Regions from separate parts of the Homo sapiens genome. Here region 1 is linked to region 2. Evidence: chromatin contacts called from ENCODE Hi-C or POLR2A ChIA-PET data. All regions are on one chromosome and are shown on one strand. The core of a region is the stretch at or near the end of the contact, and the rest is flanking DNA. Distances in the headings are between cores, read along the strand shown. Region 1 overlaps RNF41 (ring finger protein 41). Region 2 has its middle 4.5 kb from the start of GDF11.

The links. A loop is a pair of places that touch in the nucleus more often than their neighbours do. ChIA-PET counts read pairs that join two places held with the same protein, here RNA polymerase II (POLR2A). Pooled maps may share reads with other maps.
Region 1: a pooled map shows a loop between it and region 2 (2.9-fold over the local background). The contact joins two enhancer-like sites. A Hi-C loop is called at or near these places in 2 of 168 maps with a recorded cell type or tissue (MCF 10A and mammary epithelial cell), 10 of 37 single-sample maps with no recorded cell type and 12 of 50 pooled maps. POLR2A ChIA-PET finds 5 or more read pairs at or near these places in 5 of 52 experiments (CD4-positive, alpha-beta T cell, CD8-positive, alpha-beta memory T cell, HEK293 and 2 more).

Annotation. Positions count from the first base shown.
Region 1 is chr12:56,205,379-56,208,078 of GRCh38, reverse strand. RNF41 (ring finger protein 41) reads left to right here. Exons shown (of 7, transcript NM_005785.4): 6 at 330-433; 7 at 1,281-2,700. The coding sequence ends at 1,632. Among named protein-coding and RNA genes, the nearest start is that of RNF41, 15 kb to the left of the region's middle. Within about 2 kb of position 1,383, at least 6 of the 41 ENCODE cell types and tissues checked have a DNase peak (open chromatin) inside an H3K27ac peak, as active enhancers do.
Region 2 is chr12:55,737,151-55,740,003 of GRCh38, reverse strand. No RefSeq gene overlaps it. Among named protein-coding and RNA genes, the nearest start is that of GDF11, 4.5 kb to the left of the region's middle. RefSeq lists an enhancer at 1,499-1,818. Within about 2 kb of position 1,488, at least 35 of the 41 ENCODE cell types and tissues checked have a DNase peak (open chromatin) inside an H3K27ac peak, as active enhancers do.

The DNA.
Region 1 (2,700 bases), core at 134-2,633, 470 kb before region 2:
CACAGACCAGTGCTTACACTTGTGAGCCTAGATGAGTGGATATTCTGCCTGTGGCTTAGCAGGGAATCAGATTGGAGCTCTCCTTGACTTTTCTTCATCCCATTCATAGCATTAATTCACCTACCAGTTATCACATGCCTCCTCTGTGAAGGCACATTTGTAAGTACTAAGGAGACAGCTGTGAGTGAGACAGTCTTATCCCTGTCTTCCTGAAGCTTACAAACTGGTTGTTCTTCAGATCTCTCAGTTGCCCTCATTCTTGGATAAACTTTTGTCTTTTTTCTGCTGTCTGCCTTAACCATTATTCCTGTTCTTCTTCCCCACAACAGAAGCGAGACATCCAGCTGCTAAAGGCATACATGCGTGCAATCCGCAGTGTCAACCCCAACCTTCAGAACCTGGAGGAGACAATTGAATACAACGAGATCCTAGAGTGAGTGTCACTCAGGACGTGGAGTGATTTCATGTCCTGACAACAAGGCCTGAAAGGAGGAAGAGCAGGAGAGTAGCAGAAGGAGGGCATTGGAGAGCTGGGCTGGGGGTCACTGCTTCTCAGATATTGGCATTAAGGACAGGGGCAGAGGAGAAGAGGATAACCCTTAGCTCCACTACAGGATGTCTTATGTGTTTGGGTGGATGGAGGGAAAGCCTGCCCAAGGATGCACTTTATCCAGAATTAGGTGAGTACCCATGTACAAAGCCCTGTATTAAAGGCTGTGGAGTGCTAGGAGGGCCAAAAAGAAATAGAAGATATCGTCCTGTCTTCAGGTAGCTTACAACCCAGAGAAGAGGAGGCAGAGTGCAAGTCCAGGAAAGTGATCTCTAAAATGCAGCAAAAACAAGCGAAGTATACAAGTGAAGTCTAAGATCTCTTTCAGTTCTGGAGTCCTATACAGTTCATAGAGTAAACTGTAAGTGTGAATCAATATATACAGGGCAAATAGTGCTGAGTGGGACATAGGATAGAGGAATAATTGTTTTATTCACTAAACATAGAGCACTAACTGTGTTAGGCGCTATATGTGCTAAGTATTGGAATTTCAAAGAAAAGTAACAGAGACAGAGTGCAGACTTGTGGAATTTAATCTGGTGAGTAACATGTGGTGACTCAGTTGGGACCAAGTGGGGAAAGATTTGGGGTTTCTGAGCCAATGATGGAAGGAAAGAAGGAAGAATAGGTAAGCTGAGTGCAGAGTGGGTAGTTATTTCTATTAGCAGAAAAAGCCAATACAGAGAAAGGAGATGAGCTGGAATGACCATCTTTAACCACCTCCACACAGGTGGGTGAACTCCCTTCAGCCAGCAAGAGTGACCCGCTGGGGAGGGATGATCTCGACTCCTGATGCTGTGCTCCAGGCTGTAATCAAGCGCTCCCTGGTGGAGAGTGGCTGTCCTGCTTCTATTGTCAACGAGCTGATTGAAAATGCCCACGAGCGTAGCTGGCCCCAGGGTCTGGCCACACTAGAGACTAGACAGATGAACCGACGCTACTATGAGAACTACGTGGCCAAGCGCATCCCTGGCAAGCAGGCTGTTGTCGTGATGGCCTGTGAGAACCAGCACATGGGGGATGACATGGTGCAAGAGCCAGGCCTTGTCATGATATTTGCGCATGGCGTGGAAGAGATATAAGAGAACTCGACTGGCTATCAGGAAGAGATGGAAATCAGAAAATCCCATCACTCCAGCAGCTGGGACCTGAGTCCTACCCACCATTCTTAATACTGTGGCTTATACCTGAGCCACACATCTCCCTGCCCTTCTGGCACTGAAGGGCCTTGGGGTAGTTTGCTCAGCCTTTCAGGTGGGAAACCCAGATTTCCTCCCTTTGCCATATTCCCCTAAAATGTCTATAAATTATCAGTCTGGGTGGGAAAGCCCCCACCTCCATCCATTTTCCTGCTTAGGGTCCCTGGTTCCAGTTATTTTCAGAAAGCACAAAGAGATTCAATTTCCCTGGAGGATCAGGACAGAGGAAGGAATCTCTAATCGTCCCTCTCCTCCAAAACCAGGGAATCAGAGCAGTCAGGCCTGTTGACTCTAAGCAGCAGACATCCTGAAGAAATGGTAAGGGTGGAGCCAAATCTCTAGAAATAAGTAGTGAGGCCGTTAATTGGCCATCACTGATGGCCCTTAGGGAAAGACTGGACCTCTGTGCCAAGCAGTATCCCTGTTCAGCCCACCTTAAAGGTGTAGGCACCCACTGGGTCTACCAGTATGCAGGTTGGGATACTGAAAATTTCCAGATGAGCTCTTCTTTCCTACAAGTTTTCATAATTAGGGAATGCCAGGGTTTAGGGTAGGGGTTAATCTGTTGGGGGTTGATGTGTTTAGCAAGAAGCTACTCCTAGCTTTTGCTAAAATATGGTTGGCACTGCCTCTTGTGGCACAGGCCATAATTGTTCCATAGACCCCTCTCTAGCCCTGTGACTGTAGTTAGTTACTTTGATAATTTTCTTTGGCCATTGTTTGTTTATATTTCACAAACTCCACCTACTGCCCCCCCCCCTCTTTTTTTTAAGAATGGCCTGATCATGGCTATCTCAGCCACATTGTTGGCAATTTAATTTATTTACTTCCTTTTTTTTTTTTTAAGAAAGGAAAAAAGAAAAAAAAATCAAACTTGAAACTTTTCTTTTGATGTTCCTATTGTGGGGGTTCTGGATAGGGTGGGACAGGGATGGGGGTGTGTTTTATATT
Region 2 (2,853 bases), core at 239-2,738:
ATTTCTGAATCTTTGCACAGGTTGTTTCTTCTTCCTAGAACAATTCCCCCTACTACTTCCACTCTCTTCCACCCACCAATCTCTTGGCCAAGTTTACTCTTTCTTCAGGTCTCAGCATAGATCCCATCCAAGAATCCCTTCCTGACTTCGGGTCTAGAGTAGTTGCTTCTCCCAGATATATCTGCACCATTCTGTGAGGTATGGAGATAATCGCCTAGCTTCTAGACTAGAAGTAGGCTGGCTGGGTTCAAGTCCCAGCTCTCTCCCTTTTCTGGTTGTGTAAACTTGGACAAGTTATTAAACCTCTTTATACCTCAGATTCCTCACCTGTAAGATGGGAATAATTATATATATATATAGAGAGAGAGAGAGACGGAGTCTTGCTTTGTCGCCCAGGTTGAAGTACAGTGGCGAGATCTCGGCTCACTGCAACCTCCACTTCCCAGGTTCAAGCGATTCTCCTATCCTCAGCCGCCCGAATAGCTGGGATTACAGGCACGCGCCACCAAGCCTGGCTAATTTTTGTATTTTTAGTAGAGACAGGGTTTCACCATGTTGGCCAGGCTGGTCTTGAACTCCTGACCTCAAGTGATCCACCCGCCTTGCCTCCCGAATTGCTGGGATTACAGGCGTGAGCCACTGTACCTGGCCAAGGATAACAATATTGTACCTATTTCATAAGGTTATGAAGATTAAATGTCTGAAAAACTGTTCTAAATGCATTAGTTATTACTGTTACCCCAACTTACAACGCTCACCTTGGGAGACCAGAGAGAGCAGGAACTTTTTCACCAAAGTATTCCTTAACAGCTTTGAATAAAGAATGAATGAGGCCTGCTAAGTGAACTTGATAAGAGTTGGGTGGGGGAAAGAAGACAGTGTATTTGTATATATGAGGGGTTATTGGTATCTGCCAAATACAGGGAATTGGAGTCAGGAACATTTGAGACAGAAAGGTTTTCTATCTCCTGATAGCCTCCTCAGTTTCCAAGACTAAACTTAATCCAATAAGTGGACAAGACTGCCATCTGATGGTAGAATCTGGAATATCAGCTCCTCGGAGGTGGAACTGAAAGCACGGCTTAAGGGTTTTATTTTTGCATACGTTGTACATTTTCATTTTAGAATTTTAGTTCGAAAAGTTCCATATCATAATGCATTAAGCCTTGTCCTTTCCCCAGCGCCTCCCAGATCTTGCCTATTTCCTTGAGTTCCCTCAGGTTTGGTCCTGTTGGGATCCCCTGAGTTTCAGGAATTAACCCCTGGGAGGTTTCTTTTAGGAGCTTCAGAACTCCAGCTGCCCCAGACTCCCTAAAAATGGGGCACTGGTGGCTTTACGGAAAATAAGTTCGGGGGGATCTGGACATTAGATCTTTCCTTATCCTAGTACATGCTTAGGTTTGGGGCCCCGCCCACTGTCCTAGTCTCCCTGGCAACTGTCTTCCTGCCAAGGGTGCCCCTCTCCCAGAGTTACCCAGGCAACCTTCAGGCCCGCCTTCTTCAAGGTCCTGACTGGTTCATAGCAAATGTGGGTCGCAGCCTAAGGGAGGCATTTAGGCTTAAAATGTATGAGCTGCCGGGAGAGAAGGAGGCTGTGTTCCGGGGGAGGGTATGAGGTTTCAAGACCTGCTAGAGAGAGAGGTGCTTGGGTAGATGGTCTGCTATATCCTCAGGAAGAGCTGCAGCTCCCTGGAGCCTGTCACCGGGGTCTGAGGCCAGAGTTGCCTGGACCATGATCAGAAGTGCTGCTGCCAGAACAGGGGAACCATTGTAAGGGAACCCTGTAAGGGGGGACTCCCGCCACCCTGCACCTTCACCACAATGGCCACCTCCACACCCAAACTGCCTTGTCTATCAGAGCTAGGCTCAGTGGGGAGTAGCTATTTTTCTCCCCTCCCTAGGGAGGATCCCTAATCCTATCTCTTCTTCCTTTTTTCTCCTAAAGTTTCTATTTTGAGGGTCAGTGGACTCATTCTTTGGCACTGCAGGGCTTTCTAAGGAGGGGAGGGGCTACATCTCGTTGAGATGTAGCAGAGGGGAGAGGCTTACTCCCCGGCTCTCCTGCTCTCCCTGCATGTGCCTCTGGGGGAGTGGGGAGGCTATTCTGGGCTAGGGGGTGGTGTGTTAGTAGAGTGGACCCCTTCCAGTCCTCTGCCCACAAATCCTGCAGCTCCAGAGAGGATGTCACTGTAATTACTGTCCTCTCCCACACCACCTTCTAAATCCTATAATTATCTTGCCGGGATCACTTGGCAGTCTTGTTAACCTCTTTAGCCCCAAGGCCCTCTAAGAGAAGTTGGGAGTTGGGAGAAGGGGGCCAAAGAGTTTGCGTTTGGGGTGGGGGGCAGTGTGGCAGGATACAACTGGGGGACTCTAAGAATCATTTGGGGTTATGTCTTCCTTTGCCTCTGGCCTCCCTCCTGCTTATCCCCAATCTGTCCCCTCTCTCCTCATGGCAGGCCAGCTCTACAACTCCACTGGGTGCAAGCTGCTGCTTATCTTCATTCTTGGCCTCCCTGGGGTCCCCACCTCTTCCCTGAGTTCTCACCTACTGCTCCCTCTCTGGGCCCATGGTGGGTCCTCATTACAGGCCCTGTTTCTGGCAGTGGCCAATGCTGCCAGCAGGAGGCACCACTATTCCAGCTGCTGCTCCAGGAAAAGAACGGGTCTAAGTGCAATGTCAGCTTCTCCAAGGACCTTAAAATGCTGGCAGATGGGCTGATCCAGGAGGCGACAAAGCAGTACCTGGGCTGCCAGGTGAGGGAGCTGTTGGGAAGCAGGGGGGAACTGCAGGAGTGTTCAGAGGGAATTCTCTCTCCAGAGGGAATGAAGGAGAAAGCAGAGGGTAGTGAA